Linked DNA regions of Homo sapiens: region 2 is linked to region 1. The links are chromatin loops, found by intact Hi-C in ENCODE. Cell type or tissue: IMR-90. All regions are shown on one strand. Links, peaks and the distances in the headings refer to the core of each region. The heading gives the core; the rest is flanking DNA.

The links. A loop is a pair of places that touch in the nucleus more often than their neighbours do. Peaks named below come from ENCODE experiments on the same cell type or tissue, not always from the same donor. Only the 100,000 strongest peaks of a DNase experiment are listed, where the experiment ranks them.
Region 2: it touches region 1 in a loop (2.6-fold over the local background); 3 of 110 quality-filtered maps call a loop at or near these places.

Annotation. Positions count from the first base shown.
Region 1 is chr4:102,446,268-102,454,608 of GRCh38, forward strand. It overlaps NFKB1-AS1 (NFKB1 antisense RNA 1), which reads right to left. Exons shown (of 5, transcript NR_136202.1): 2 at 3,664-3,800. Among named protein-coding and RNA genes, the nearest start is that of NFKB1, 51 kb to the right of the region's middle. RefSeq lists an enhancer at 1,205-1,284. In IMR-90, for the core only: a CTCF peak has its summit at 3,679 (motif pointing right); a DNase peak (open chromatin) is centred at 3,704.
Region 2 is chr4:102,560,383-102,568,723 of GRCh38, forward strand. It overlaps NFKB1 (nuclear factor kappa B subunit 1), which reads left to right. Exons shown (of 24, transcript NM_003998.4): 6 at 6,605-6,753. LOC124900742 (a long non-coding RNA gene) reads right to left here and starts at 6,288. Exons shown (of 3, transcript XR_007058206.1): 1 at 6,170-6,288; 2 at 4,443-4,546; 3 at 89-176. In IMR-90, for the core only: no CTCF peak of the experiment used is centred there; a DNase peak (open chromatin) is centred at 4,149.

The DNA.
Region 1 (8,341 bases), core at 322-8,321:
TGTGATATCATGGAAAGAACTCTAGCCTGTACATGGGTATCCCAGGCCCAGTTCCCTGCTTTGCCAACTTTCAAAAGTGTGATTATGGAGAATTATTTAAACCTTGACTTCCTTACCCACAAAAGGGAACACTGATGAACCACTCTATATGGGTGGTTAAGGACATAGATATTGAAGCCAAACCACCTGGTTCAAAATCTAGCTTACTTGTCTATGGGTGTTAACTTGGGCAACTTACTTCACCTTTTTGTTCCTCAGTTTCCTCATCAGCAAATGAAAATTATAACACTAATACCTACTTTCAAGCATCAAATGGTTGTTAAAACCATCAGATGAGTTAATAAATGTAAAGCACTGAGAATCTAGAACATTGTCTGTAACAGTAAGTGTTAATTATTGTTACATTACAAGGATACCATGAGAATGAATTAACATGTAGTGCCTGAACTATTAGTACACACCTAAACACCAGTTCATTTATGCAGTCATCTACAGTGACCACTTAGTACATGCAAGGCAGTATGCTAGACACAGGCATATAAACCAAAAAGTCACTTGTCCTCACTAGTTATATTTTCATAAGAAAAGAAAATAATAAACCAGTAAATAAATATACCACAAAATAATAACCACAAGATAATAAATATACCAAGGCTCAAAACTCTTACTACTAAAAAAAAAAAAAAAAAAAAAAAAAAAAGAATGGCGTTCTGAGAGTACTCATGATGTCACAGAACCTGAATCTGTCTGAGTCCAAACTCCCAGGCTTTTTCCGTGACTTTTTACAACCTTCTAGCAAACAATTTCTACAAAGAGTGAAAAGTATCAAGATGGAGGCTTGCACCTGTGGTGGCAGTTTATTTTTTCCAAATGCATTTTCTTTCTCTTGCCATTAGCCTCAAGGCCTATATATGGACCTCTCCTCAGGCAAAGAATCATCTGATCCCAGGCATACCTGCAGTTCCCCCGCAGCTGGTACACACGCTGCACAAGCCCAGTGCTTTGGATGCGAGAGTTGACTTTGAAGATACCTACTTTAGGTAAGCATCTCATTACGATGAGTAGAATAATTAACAACCACAGTAAGTGCTTTTCTGTACTAAAAATCTTAATAACTTTCGGCACGTTAAAAATAGCCAAAATGTTCTAATAAAAAATATGCTGTTGAGTTAACAACAATTAAGTGAAAAGCAGATAAAAATAAAATTAACAAGTGATCCAACCCCTTCATAAATTTACACATGGGTGATCTCAGTAAAACGTTTGTTTTTGTTTTGTTTTAAGACCTAACTGAACTGTGATAATTGCTTTCTCTTTCAGGAGCAGTTACAAATATTTTGTGGCAGGAAGTCTTCCCTTAAGTGCTGAGTCTGCACCGCGACAAACACACTTTTAAAGAAGAAAACTGTATAAGCAGCAATGTCTTCATAGCCAACCACTGGTTCAATCATTTAAAAAGTTTTTAATCAAGGACCCCTAGAAGGGAGTTTCCTTTATAAAAAGCCCTCTGATTACAGGCGTGAGCCACCATGCCATTTGTGAGGCCGAAGCGGGTGGATCACCTGAGGTCAGGAGTTCAAGTCCAGCCTGGCCAACATGATGAAACCCCATCTCTACTAAAAACACAAAAAATTAGCCAGGTGTGGTGGCAGGCGCCTGTAATCCCAGCTACTCAGGAGGCTGAGACAGGAGAGTTGTTTGAACCCAGGAGGCGGAGGTTGCAGTGAGCTGAGACCACACCATTGCACTCCACCCTGTGCAACAAGAGCAAAAACTCCGTCTCCAAAAAAAAAAAAGCCCCCTGATTCACAGCTCAGGAGTAGGAATTCACACAGTTTCTAAGCCTGAGCAACCTTAGAAAAGAAAGAAGGAAACAAAGATGTGAAAAATTTATTTTGCATAGACTCAGTCAGAAAGTAGTGAGAAGTCTGGTCACAGAATAATTTTATTTAGGAAAACAGAAATCTATGGGACAATAAATTCTATAGCTACATGGAAAATGGAAATAACAATGGCAGCTTATGTCCTTTAAAGCCATGCTTCCGAGACTCTAACGTGCATATGAATCACCTGGGGATCTTATTAAAATGCAGATTCTGATTCAGTACTTCTGGGGTAGAGCCTGAGATTCAGTAAATCTCACAAGCTCCTTGGTGATGCCAATGCTGCTGACCCCTGAACCACACTTTGACCAGCAAAAACACATTTGCTTATTGTAAAGGTTATATCCACTGTTAAGTTTAAACACCATTTCATAAATTAATGTGAAGAAGAGTTAGGAATTAATTGTTCATTCAATCAACATCATTGAGCTTACTATATGCTAGGCCTTATGGCGGGTACTAAACATTCAACAGTAACTAAAGCAAAAAGTACACTTGGGAGGCTGAGGTAAGCAGATCGCTTGAGCTAAGGAGTTCGAGTCCAGCCTGGACAACATGGTAAAACCCCATATCTACAAAAAAATACAAAAATTAGCCAGGCATGGTGCCATGCTCCCGTGGTCCCAGCTACTCAAGAGGCTGAGGTGGGAGGATCACTGGAGCCCAGAAGGTGGAGGTTGCAGTGAGCTGAGATTGCGCCACTGCACTCCAGCCTGGATGACAGAGTGAGACCCTGTCTTAAAAAAAAAAAAAAAAAAAAAAAAAAAAAACTACCCTTGATCAATCTACTTTCGACTGTTCTTTCAAGCAAGTAATAAGCACAGGGCTTACAAGAACTTTTGTCATTCACAATTCAAAATGTATCAATCATGCTTCTCGTGTTAAGTTTTTCTTGATGTAACATTTTTAAGAATGCCTCAATTCAGATTGTTTACACTTTTTTTTTTTTAGATGAAATCTCACTCTACTGCCCAGGCTGGAGTGTAGTGGTGTAATCTCGGCTCACTGCAACCTCCACCGCCCAGGTTCAAGTAATTCTCCTGCTTCAGCCTCCCAAGTAGCTGGGATTACAGGCACCTGCCACCGCGCCCGGCTAATTTTTGTATTTTTAGTAGAGACAGGGTTTCGCCATCTTGGCCAGGCTGGTCTTGAACTCCTGACCTCGTGATCCACCTGCCTTGGCCTCCCAAAGTGCTGGGATTACAGGCGTGAGCCACCGCGCCTGGCCTGTTTACACTTTAAAAATAATTGGCAATTTAATCCAGTGAATTAGCATTGCTCTATTTTATATGAACTAGTAATAAAATTTTAAAGGTTTTCATATGCATGGCATAGTTTACCAGCAGCTAGCTACCTTATTGCAAATGTTACTGGGTCATTTCAATTAAAATTAAAGCAAATAGGAAAGTGGCAAGAAATGTTTCATTTAATTTTGGCTTAGTGTGGCCAAGTTCTCCAGGTGAATGTCATGGCTTCTGCCTCAAATTTGTATGTATAGTACAGATAGTAGAAAAACTTATACTCATCAAAGAGTTCATCTTTTTTTTTCCTCATGAGCATGAACTACCGCCCTGCTGCATATTAAATGGCAAAACAGAATCACCAGAAAGTTTCAAAATCCTAACAGGTTAGACATACTAAGAGAACAGATGACCTACTCAAGATTATTTTGCTTCCCCAAAAATGGATAACTCTCAGCAAGAAGGGAGAATAAGTACATGAAGGGCCATGTATATTCACAAAGAGCATCTGAACCAAGTCTTTGCTTACCAGATTTTACCTTTTTAAAAGATGCCAGGAGGTGGCAGCATTTGTTGCAGCTGTGTGAGTTTACTCATTAAAGCACAGGTTCTCAGAAAGTCTGGTGTATCAGATTTGGAGGAGAAGGGTTGGTGACAAGCATAAGGTGGCAGGAGTCTGTTCGGATTAAAAAGGCATTGGGACAATATTATAACACAATATTATACTTGAAAGCAAAATAAATCTGGTGTCATTGGTGTTCTATTAAATCTTAAAATCTTGGGTAGCCATATACAAAAATTAACTCAAGGTGGATTTAAAGACTTAAAAAACCTAAAACTACAAAAACCCTGGAAGATAACCTAGGAAATACTATTCCGGATATAGGATCCGGCAAAGATTTCATGATGAAGACGCCAAAGCAATTGCAACAAAAACAAAAATTGACAAATGGGACCTAATTAAAATAAAGTGCTTCTGAACAGCAAAAGAAACTATCAACAGAATAAACAGACAACCTACGGAATGGGATAAAATATTTGCAAACTATGCATCTGAAAAAGGTCTAATATCCAGAATCTATAAGGAATTTAAGCAAAAAAACCAAACAACTCCATTTTAAAACGTGGGTAAAGGACATGAACAGACACTTCGAAAGACATACTTGTGATCAACAAGGATATGAAAAAATGCTCAACATCACTTATCATTACAGAAATGCAAATCAAAACCACAATGAGATACCATCACACACCAGTCAGAATGGCTATTGATAAAAAGTCAAAAAATAACAGATGCTAGTGAGGTTGCAGGGAAAAGGGAATGTTTATACACTCTTGGTGGGAATGTAAATTAGTTTGGACATTGTGGAAAGCAGTTTGACGATTTCTCAAATAACTTAAAACAGAATTGCCATTCGACCCAGCAATCCCATTATTGAGTATATACCCAAAGGAATATGTTAAATAAATTGTTCTACCATGAAGACACATGCACGCATATGTTCTTCATAGCACTATTCACAAGGGCAAAAACATGGAATCAACCTAAGTGCCCATCAACGGTGGATTGCATAAAGAAAATGTACTACATATACACTATGGAGTACTATAGAGCCATAAAAAAGAACGTGACCATGTCCTTTGCAGCAACTTAGATGGAGCTGGAAGCCAGTATCCTAAGCAAACTAACACAGGAACAGAAAACCAAATACCACATGTTCTCACTTATAAGTGGGAATTAAGTGTTGATTAAATATAGACACAAAGAAAGGAACAATAGACACTGGGGCCTACTTGAGGGTGGAGGATGGGAGGAGGGTAAGGATCAGGTACTATGTTTATTACCTGGGTGATGAAATAATCTGTACACCAAACTCCTGTGACACATAATTTATCTATAAAAGAAACTTGCACATGTACCCCTGAACCTAAAATAAAAGTTTTTAAAAAAAATCTTCAGTAGTGGGAATATACAGAACTTATCTGCATCTTCAAAGAACAGAGTGAGAAAGACAAAGGAGAGCCTGGATTTTAACTGAGAGGCATATGACTAAAGTGTAGTTCCAGAACTGTCTCTATAAACAATTTCCTTCACACATCATTATATTTGCTAAGGGTTTGGTATGGTGCCAACTACAGAGTATGAAAACTCAGTAAATATTTCTTTCTTTCTTTTTTTTTTTTTTTTTCTGAGACAGAGTCTCGCTCTGTCACCCAGGCTGGAGTGCAGCCGCACAATCTCTGCTCACTGCAGGCTCCGCCTCCCGGGTTCACGCCATTCTCCTGCCTCAGCCTCCCGAGTAGCTGGGACTACAGGCGCCCACCACTACGCCCGGCTAATTTTTTGTATTTTTAATAGAGACGGGGTTTCACCGTTTTAGCCGGGATGGTCTTGATCTCCTGACCTCGTGATCCGCCCACCTCGGCCTCCCAAAGTGCTGGGATTACAGGCGTGAGCCACCACGCCCGTCCTATTTCCATTTTTTAACCCATTCCCACTGCTGAGAAAGATTTGCTCAGGGGCAGCTGTTATTTCACTAACCAATAGCAGTGCAATTTTTGCTTCTCATACTTTTGTCATAGGAAAATCATTACAAATATAACAGCCATAAATGTCTCGGAAATCATAGCAGATGAACCTGGCAGCCAGATAATCAGGAATGAAGTGCCCTTTCTAAGAGTTCAGTCTAAGAATAAGAATCACAATGAATGTGATTATTCTAGTTGCCACAGCCCCGCTCAGTGTTCAGTTTTAAAGGCTTCCCGCCTTATCATCAATCAGTCTCTTTACCTATATTCCTACTTAGAAAGATATTCAACATATGCATCACTATTTTTAAATTATGAATTAGGACACATTAGATAAAAGAAACTCTTTTTTAGTTTTTTTTAAAAAGTTGATCTGCATTTATCCTGTTGAGATACACTTTTAAGACTTGAGAATATATACATTAAAAGCCCTACTATCCTTTTCTATAAAATTCTACCTCATGATCAGTGTACTATTTTCATTATTAGAACAGATATCAAAACTTCAGAAACCAAAATTTATTCTGGGATAATGTATTCATTTTTTTAAAATCTTGTGAATTCTTCATCTACAGTAAACTAAAAGATGAACAATGAATCATGTGTGGCTTGGTATGATTCAAAATTCTGAAGAATAGACTTGTTAATTGTCACATATTCTTTCCTAGGAAAGAATATGTGTAATGTTGTGACCCAAACCGCTTTCAAAAAATCCACCAAATTCTACTAATACTAAGGTTTCAAATGGGAAATTTAGAGCTAGAAAAGGTACATAGAGATAATATAATCCAACATTTTTATATGACAGATGGGAAAATTTAAAGAATTCAATCAAAAACATTTGTAATTTTAAGAATGTTATTTGCTACATCCATATAGATGATTACTATGTATACTTTACATAAGAATTTTTAAATATTTGCTTTTGATGTCTTCCTTCTTTTTAGGCAAAAAAAGTCTATATTGCTAAAAATAAGAATAAACTATGAATTGCATATAGCCATATGTTTCATTGTTTGATATGACTGTTTCATGAGATTCTATCTGGCTCAATATGATGCAGGTTTAACTACAGCGGGCTTAAGAAAAGATACCAATATCTATGAATCTGTATAGCTTGGAAAAAGGAGAAAATGCTTAGGGTGGCACAAATATTTGGAAAAGCAAGAGAAAAAAATGGAATAATACAATTTTGTGGCAACATGAAGTGCAAGCAAAACCTGCTTATGTCAGTTATTAGAAATCAAGGGGAGAAAAATACATTTGGTAACAATAGGAAATTAAAGAGAGATTTTTTTTTTAGGGACTTTTTAGGAAGCAGGTTAGATTTGCCTAAGTTGCTTCTCTCCAACTTTCCATTAAAATACCTATGAATGTCATTTTTTTTAAACTGGCAATAGTTCTGTAACTCAGAAGACTTTATGCCAAATTTGGGGTGGAATTTTCACTAAAGATGGTGTCAAGGGAGATGGATAGACTATTTAGCAATTTCTTCCACATCCTGAGCCATACAGGCAGTCCTGAAGAAGATGGAAACATACTTCAACTCATCATCTATTTGGTAAATCGATTAATTTCACTTATCTTCAAAATGTAGGCACTGAACACTTACACATTCCTCAAACACATAAAAATAGGTATCTAATACCCTCCACCACAATTCAGACCACAAGTGAGGGAGGGAGCCCAAAAGTTGGACATAAAAATACATATACTTGGGAGGAAATGTATTCATAGACTTCAATATATAATTTATGTAAGCAGGCAATTGCATTTTTAAATTATCAATGTGTTTTCCTCATTCTTTTTTGAGACACATGACTTTCACTTAGTCTTCCCTAAGTAATTACTTGCCTGGGTTACAAAATAAATGCAAAAAGAACTGGAAAGGTCATGGTGGTGCATGCTTGTAATCCCATCGCTTTAGGAGGCCTAGCTGGGCAGATTGTTTGGCCCCAGGAATTCAAGATCAGCCTGGCCAACATGGCAAAACCCTATCTCTAAGACAAAACAAAAATTAGCCAGGCATGGTGATGCATATGTCTGTAGTCTAAGCTACTTCAGGAAGGGGAGCAGGGAGGGGCTGAGGCAGGAGGATCACTTGCCCCCAGGAGGTTGAGGCTACAGTGAGCCATGATGGGGCCGCTGCACTACAGCCTGAGCAACAAACCGAGACCCTGTCTCAAAATAAAAAAGAAGAAGAAGAAAAAGAAGAACTGGGGTATCACCAACAGTTGCATCCAAATATAAGATTTTGTAGCAAGACAATGAACAGTCATGTAAGTCAGTTTAGACCATAAAGTTTTACGTCAGTAAAAGGAAAGTTCTCCTAGGCCCTGGGAAGAAAAGGAGCTAGAATAGCCAGAAGAGCAAGATTATATTGTAAATATTATAATACAGTTATTAAACTGAATGCAAAAGCCAAAAAAACTTGATATGAAATTGATATATTTCTTTTAAAAATAAATATTATACCAGCTCCATAAGCCCTGTTACATGACAAAGACTGAAATGCTGGGGGTGGGGAATTGGAGTTAAAGTAAAGTTCTGCTTTCCCAAGCTCCTTTGACCACATCCCACAAATGTTAATAGGAAGTAGAGTGAGTTTAAATTTTAGTCACAAACTCGAATGCAGCATATCTTAGTCTCTTTTCTGTTGCTTATAATAGAATAACTGAAACAGAGTAA
Region 2 (8,341 bases), core at 66-8,065, 110 kb after region 1:
TTATTCATCGTCTCTGTGTAATTCACGAGAACTTCTTAGCTTATTTATTATGTCAAATGGCAGTTTGCTCTTCTAATCCCAGCCTGATATCATGAGCCATATATGCTGTTGGTCATTCAAAAAGGGCACTAAACAAGGTGAAAGAATGTCAGTGAATCAATGCAACTCCATGAGTACTACCAGGAAAAGAAAAACAAAAAAACATGCCATTAATAGTGGGTCAAAGAGGATTTTTTTCATGCCATCCCCTACCTTACTGAGAATACCACATTTATATTCAGAAGACTCATAATGAATTCCAGAGTCCTCTGTGTCTTGGCTGTATGACTTTGGGTTATGTCACTTTGTTAATCTGTTTGAACTTCTGTTTTCTTATCTACAAAATAGGGGTAATAGAGTCAACTCTGCCTCCCTCACAGGGACTTTCGGAGGCCCAAGGGTCTTTACAAATAATAGAGAAGGAAAGAAACTGGCACTTTAATAGTACCTACCATGTACCAGGGACTGCGTAGTCCCCACGGCAGCCCTCTGAAGTCATGTGATTGGCCCATTGTGTAGATGTAGAGCTTAAGACTCAGAGAGGTTATTTAATCTGTGTAAGGCCACAGAGCTAGGAGGGGGAAAAGCTGGGATTGGATCACTGACTAGATCAACTTGAAATCTCCTGCCTGACAGAGAAAGAAGAGACTAACTTTACTAAGCATCTTTTTATGCCAGAAACTGTGTTGGACATAATTCTGTACTATCTTATTTGGTAAAGGTCATTCTGTCCTTCCTGGTTGCCCTGGTTGCTCAACAAGTAATAAACAATAAAGCCTGACTGTTTTTCATCCCTGAGAGAAGAAATATTATTAAAATAGCGTTATTCTCTTTCTTTCTTTCCTTTTTTTTTTTTTTTTTGTGTGTGTGTGTGTGCCTGATAATCTGACTTGCAACCTCACAGAAAAGAATGAATGCATGGTTTCATGTCTGTGGCATGACTCTGTGAAGGAGCCTTGCAAGGGGACAGATACACCTCTACCACTTCTTATAGCCATTCCTGAGACCTCTCTTCTCACAACACATACCAGCAAAGCCAAACAAACAAGGTGTTTAGGAATAACTGTCATCTATCAACACTCTCTAGGCAAAGTAGAACTATGAAACACTGAGGAGACTGCACACACACAGAAGAAAAAATGATCATGTCACATGGTAGCACAGAGCAATGGGAAATGTGAATAGTTTGTTGAGGTGGACAGACCCAAGCTCAAGGATTGCCTGATCGCTCCATTTATAGGAACCATGGCAACCTACCTTATCTTACTGAGCCTCAGTTCCTCCAGCTGTGAAATGGGGTACAACCTCTGACCCCACAGGGCTGTTGTGGGGATTATCTGAGTTAGCATGTTCCATAAAACACAGTAAGTTAGAAAGTATAGCTGTATAGGCTCTGGGAGTTTAACAAGCAAGAGAAATTTGACAGTAATCATTTAGTTACTGAACCCTGTCTTCATATTGCGCTAGGTTGCATATGGTTTTCCTGCCTGTCCCTTCCAATCACATTTCAGAAAAAGGAGGCAGTAGTGGAGCCTTGTGGGCTAAAGTGGTGAGGAGGGTGTCATGGAAGATTCAGGTTCAGGTCTTCCTCTTGAAGAATGGGTGCTTCTCAATAGGGAAGTGGAGGAACAACCTGGGAGTTGTCAGCTTGAAGAAAATCCTGAGACGTGATAATGGGTAGGTCCAAGGAGGTCCTGAGTAGGACTCTGAGCACAGAGCCTTTCTTTGCATGTGCTGTTTTTCCTGCCAGCAAGACCCTCTAAACCCTTTGGCCTCACCCACCCCCTTGCCTGGTTATACTCCTAGCCTTCTTTCAGATCTCCACCCTCAGTACTCCCTCAGGAAGCTTTCCCTGACCTCCTGACCCAGTCAAGTGCTTCTTATATATCTCCTTTGTAAGCTCTTCTCAGTTACACTTTTACATTTATTTGTGAGATTATTTGATTAGTGTCAGTCCCACTCTTTAATTCTCCACAAGAACAGAGATTGTGTCTGTTCTGCATTCACCATGCATCGCTTCATCCCCTAGTTTACTGCAGTGTGTGGAACATAGGACGGGCTTTAAATACTCGCTGAATAAATAGAGAAATGTTGGTTATTAGTGAGGTATTACCTAGGTGGGAGAGAGGATTTATATTTGGGATTGCTAATCCCATTAAGTGCCAAGCACTGCATTAACTCATTTAATCCTAAAAAAAAGTCCTATGAAATCAAGTGTATTATTCCTTTTAACTTTAAAGACAGAGAAACTGAAATCCAGAGATGTTAACCATCTTTCCCCGTTGACACAGCTAAGTGGTAACAGTCGGTCTTGAGCCGGGCAGCCTGGCTTCAGACTTCCTAGACTTTACCACATTGTTCTGCTGCTTAGTGCAGTAGAGGACAAAGTGAGGTGCACACGTGAAGTCAGGACAGATTTCCGTTTGAAAATTGTGTATTTTCCCCTCCTCTTCTTCATTACCATTGTCATCATCATCATCATCAATCACTTCACAAGCAAAGCTAAGCAGAAAAGAACTACTTCATGTATCACCTCTTACATTCATGTTAACTCTACATTCTGCCAAAGTGATTTGGCTGAATTTACCCAAAGAGCAAAGTGGACATTTCAAATCCTGATTCCTAGAAAATTATAGACTACATCCTGTAACCACCTTTGAAGAACCAGCATGTACTTTACCCCAACGTGACAAAATTGTTTTAAATAAAAAGAGGTAATTTGACTAAGATTGGTATGATCTGAGACCCATGGTTTCTACATCTTATTCAAAAAGCAGATCCAGCATGTGGTCATCAGTAGGTATTGAGTCATAAAGCTCCTGGAAGAAAATCTTAAGTTTCATCAAGAATGCCAAGAAGTCCTGGGTGTCTCCAAGAATGATAGCTGTTACTATAATAACATAATTACTACTGGAAAATTAGCAAAGCCCAATAAAATATGGCATGCAAAAAAATATTTACCCTGGAAATAGAAGTGACCTAAATCAGTCGTTTATTCCAGCCACCTGCTTTTAGATAGTACTTAAAAAAAAAACTTTCAGGATGGTCATATTGTTTAAAGTTCTCTAGGTGGAAGAGTACTTTACAGTAATAAATTAATAAATAAGACAAGTTAATGCTTTTAAACTACTATTATTTGTTGAGCATTGTTGTAAAGGCTTTACATGCATTAATGTATTTAGTCCTCACAACAACCCTTTGAGATACTATTATCATCATCTCCCTTTTACAGATGGGGAAACTGAGCAGTGCCCAAAGTCACACAACCAGGAAATGGGGAACTATCTTCAAGCCCAGCTGGTTTGCGCCTAAAGTCCATGCTCTTACAGTGTCCCTGGGTAGCTGAGTACTCAGTTTTGTCACCTTTGTCTCCTTGACTTTAACTGAAAGCTTAACTCTTTTTTTTTTTTTTTTTTTTAAACGGAGTCTTGCTCTGTCACCCAGGCTGGAGGGGCAGTGTCTTGATCTTGGCTCACTGCAACCTCCACCTCCTGGGTTCAAGTGATTCTCCTGCCGCCTGCCGAATAGCTGGGATTACAGGTGCACACCACCATGCCCGGCTAATATTTTGTATTTTTAGTAAAGACAGGGCTTCACCATGTTGGCCAGGCTGGTCTCAAACTCCTGACCTCAGGTGATCTACCCGTCTCGGCCTCCCAAAGTGCTGGGATTACAGGCATGAGCCACCACGCCCGGCCCGAAAGCTTAACTCTTAATAAGAGCCTGCAATGTTCAGACGCTTTGAAAAAAACCTAACAGACACAGTTGCTCTCTATAAACTTAATTTTCAAAGGAACCACTATTCAAAGAAGTAAAAGGGAGACTGAATAAAAAGAACTAAGTTCTCCGTAGAGCAAATGAATTTCTGAATCGATTGCAAACAGTTCTCCGTCATCATGACATCCTATGAAGTATGGTCTCCCCCATGTTAGAGTGCCAGTGTCTTCATGTACCATATAACTTGCAAATAGTATCACTGTCTTCTCACACTTCAGCTTTCTTCTTTCATCAGTATTTTGGAAAGTCCACAAAACCCAGGGGGCTCCCTGTCTGTTGCCCTGTGGTCTCTGTGAAAACCAGATGATGCGATGCTGACTTGGACTCTTTCAAATGGATCCAACAGCACATGAGTCACTGGCAGCATGTTCAGCTCCTTTACCTCAGGAATTACCCAGTTCCTCATTCTTGCCACCCTTCAGCCATGAAGTAGTAATATGAAAAATACATGAGTACTTTTTGAGGATACCTCGGACCTCTTTCCTTCAGTACCAGAGACTAATTGCCTCATAATGGTAACATTGAAGAGCCCAGTTATCTGACGTGATTGGGCTTTAATTATGGATTCCTTCTGGTGTCCTATTAAATTGGAAAGCCTAGCTGATTTCACCCAAATGAAGCATTACCTCATGCCTTGCTCTCTTGCATTCCTGTGCTGGTGTCACTTAAAAGTGTAATTACATGGTTTATTTCGTGTTCTTTCACTCTTGATTTATTGCTGAAGAAGCCCCTGTGGGATATATCATCATAACAAAGACTGATTTCAGATGTCAACACCAAGAAACACAACTGGCATCAGCAATCTATAGAGAGTATCTAGGGACAGCAGTCAGCTTTGGAGAAAACCCAGAACTTCTCATACCCCATCCCACATTTAAGGGCAAAGACTTTCTCCTTGTTAAAGGGAAAGCACTGAGTTCATAATTAGCTTTATACCCAGAGTTTTTTTTTTTTTAAATGTTATACCTGTTTAAGAAATTTTTTGTGCTTTGAGGTGGTCAAGATCAAATTTAATTAGCAACCCTCTTCGTGATTGGCTTGCTCTGGGGACCCTGCTCTTTGAGAAGGAGGTTAGAAGGTTTAGAAGCAAACCTTTGCAGCAGTTCTAGCCAAGTGCATGCATACAGGCCTTGAGGTGGAGCTGCACAGTTGACTGTAGGGGAGTCTGTCCTTTGTTGACGAGTGAAACTTCTCTCCCTGCAAACCCTCTGGGGAATAATGCCAACTCTGATCAGCTTTTCGACTCTTGGATGAAATATTGGGTTGGGAAAAAGTCCCTACTAAGAAAATTGTACCAAAACCCTGCTTCAATAAAATATGAATCCATTTAATGAAGTTTATAGTAGAAGTAGGCTAGTCGAAAAGGATTCTGTCTCTTTCCAAGTATTATTGGCAGGTTTAGGGTCTTCCTCAAGTTTATATCATTAGGACTTCCATCAAAGAGTTATCTTTAGGTGTGATTCCCATCCTCCCTCCCTCTCTCCCTCCCTCCCTCCGTCCCATCGTTCCTTCCTCCCTTTCCTCCTTCCTTTTCTACCTTTCTTTTTCTCTCTGTCTCTCTTTCTTTCAAGCTGTGGGCTGCTTGTACAGATTTATGCATTTTGAATTACTGCGTAGTTGAGAGATTTGGGGCTTAGGTTATTCAGTTCTTCAAAAAGTACAGTATGAGCTAAGGAGATAGGGTGACCAACTAATCTAGGTTTTGGCTCCAAAAACCCTGTGTCCCAGAAAACCCCTCAGTCCTAGGCAAACCAGGATAGTAGTTCATCTTGTGAGGAGATTATAGTGCATTTCCAAGTATTTAGCTGAATTTATCACAGGGCTCTGACTTGATAGGATTTAAGAGGGTTAAAATAAGGTCTTTTCTGTTATGTTAGTGTGACTTTAGTCTTGGCACTTTCTCAAGGAAGGAATCCAGTCTACTACAGGGGCTAGGTGACTAAGAAGAAGAAAGAGGATATCTAAGTGTTTTTTGCTAAAAATGTCATTATCTCCATGCTATTTCCTTTTTATTGCTATTGTCATCATTTTAAAGACATACCAATAAGAAATAAATTACTTTAAATAGAAAACTCTAATTTTATCAAGCAACAGCAAACAGGGGTGAAATCTAAGGATTTGTACTTAAGGAGTACACTTTTTTGAATTGAAGAAACTTACTATGACCTGAGCATATGTAACTCAATTATCAGAAGTCAGAGAGGGCTACTGAAGGCTCAGGTTTTCTAAGAGATGACTGGAGGCCAAGTCCTCAGGCTTGAGTGTTTATAGCCAAACTTCAGAACCAGGTCCCTGGCAAGATTCTCCTGTCTAATCACATGGCACAGAGTTAGGATGGACTGTTTCTGCTTACCTGCCTTCTTCCTTTGATTTCCATCAACCACCAGTTTCTTTCTCATCAATCATTTACCCAGCTTTTGTGACCAAGAATTTTGATGAGGATGCAGAGGAAGGCATGTTCTTGGTTAATAGGAAAGGAGGCTTCATGACAACACAGCATCCTCTAAGATGTGTTGCTCCAACTTTCACAATACATATTGTGTTTTAAGTGGCCTGCTTCTTGGAGTGTATCTTCCCACTACACAAAACAACCACCATTAACATTTTCATTTACTTCCACCCTGTCATTTGTTCATCACATACTTTTAAAAACAGGGCTGTAATCATGTATATACATATATGAATAACTTTATATTGTACTTTTTATACTTACTGGCTTATCATAAACATGTTTCCATGTTGCTGGAGAGTCAGATATGCTAACTTTTGGAATGTGCTTCTTATATAGATCTGCAACTATGTGGGACCAGCAAAGGTTATTGTTCAGTTGGTCACAAATGGAAAAAATATCCACCTGCATGCCCACAGCCTGGTGGGAAAACACTGTGAGGATGGGATCTGCACTGTAACTGCTGGACCCAAGGACATGGTGGTCGGGTAAGTAGGGGTATATGATGCTGTGGAAGGTAGGAACAGATAGAATATGGGATGCAGGAACTTAGAATGAACAGGCCCCTTTCATTAGGGACCTTTCTGAGACCCTCAGATGACCTCAAAAAACTGTGTAAACTTGTGCTTTCATTTGGACTCCAGGAAGTAAGGTGACCACATGTCTGGATTTGCTTGAGACAGCCCGGTTTGCCCCTGACCTAATTGTTTATAGCACCCTCTTCTACTCTTAAAGGTGGCCCAATTTGGATGATCACTTATATGTGGTCACTTGACCTACAAGGTATTTGTGCCACTATTAATTTTTTTTCTCCTAGAAATAAAAATAAGGACAAATTTAAAGAAACATAACTATAGCAGAAATCATCACTTTATGTATATTTTTACATTCTTGATGATTTCTTCAGTGGATTTATGGTGTGAATATGTAGGGCTTTAAGTGAATGCATAAATATCATTTCAGCTCTCTGCTGCTTAGAAAGTAATGCACAGATAAGAAGCCAAGGAATGCAAATTTATTTTGGCATTCATTAGGCTTGAAATGTAAATAAAAAATGACGTATTCATTTAAGGGTTGATCAAATAAAACAAGCAATTTTTAATGAATGAAGTTTTATAGAAGTAATTTCAATCCAAAAGAATTAAGCTTTTAAATAAGACATATTTATTGTGCTAAAAAACTTGTATTTTCATCTTCCTAATACACTAAAATGGCACACAGAATAATAGTGTAGCACACAATACAAACTGATATGTGCAATCAATAATTCTAAAAATTGTTGTTTTAAGTCTTTCTTTGGAAGTCCTTAAATGCAAAAGAAGAAATTTTTAATTTTGTTTAATTTTTAAAAACATTTTTCAGGGTTTTCTAATCCTGGTTTAAATAGTTTATGCTGAAATCCCAGTTAATCTGGCTTATTCACTCAAAAGAAAGGAATTGTTTAAATCAACTATAATTAAGCTGATGGTTGCATTTCAGGCTTTGAATTCCGATCAAGTTTCAAATTGGTTATTATTTTGGAGGTTGTGCTTTCATGTTCCTAGGTATTTCTTTGTTTGACTGTGAAAATATTTAAGTGTGAAAAACCTAGAGAGAGAGCTTTCTTTTAAGTCACTAAAATCGGATTCTTTTGATGTTAGAAAAAAAAAAGACTCTAGATTGAAGGAAGAAGCTTAAATTGATTTGAAAAATTAAAGTGTGCTTTATATGAACTTGTTTCAACATCCTCTTGAAAGACTGGCGTGTCTCCTGTTGTATGTCACAGTTTGTTCATCATGTGTTGTGGAATACCCTTCCAATTCCTGATTGACCTAGGAGAGCTTTGAAATGCAGGCTAATTATCACAGTTTTAGACTGATTGATCACTTAGTGTTTCTGCAGATTTATTCCAGTAGGGTTCTGTCAGTTTGAAGTGTTTATTTTCTTTGGTCTTGTTTAATCCCTATTATAATCATATCCTTTAGAGGAAATTTTAGATGAAGTTTTCTACTAGTATTTATTATTATAAAACCTCCAGTATGGTGTCTATAATTTGGTGTTTCTGTGGTTTGCTTTAGTAATCTTTCAGGATTTTAG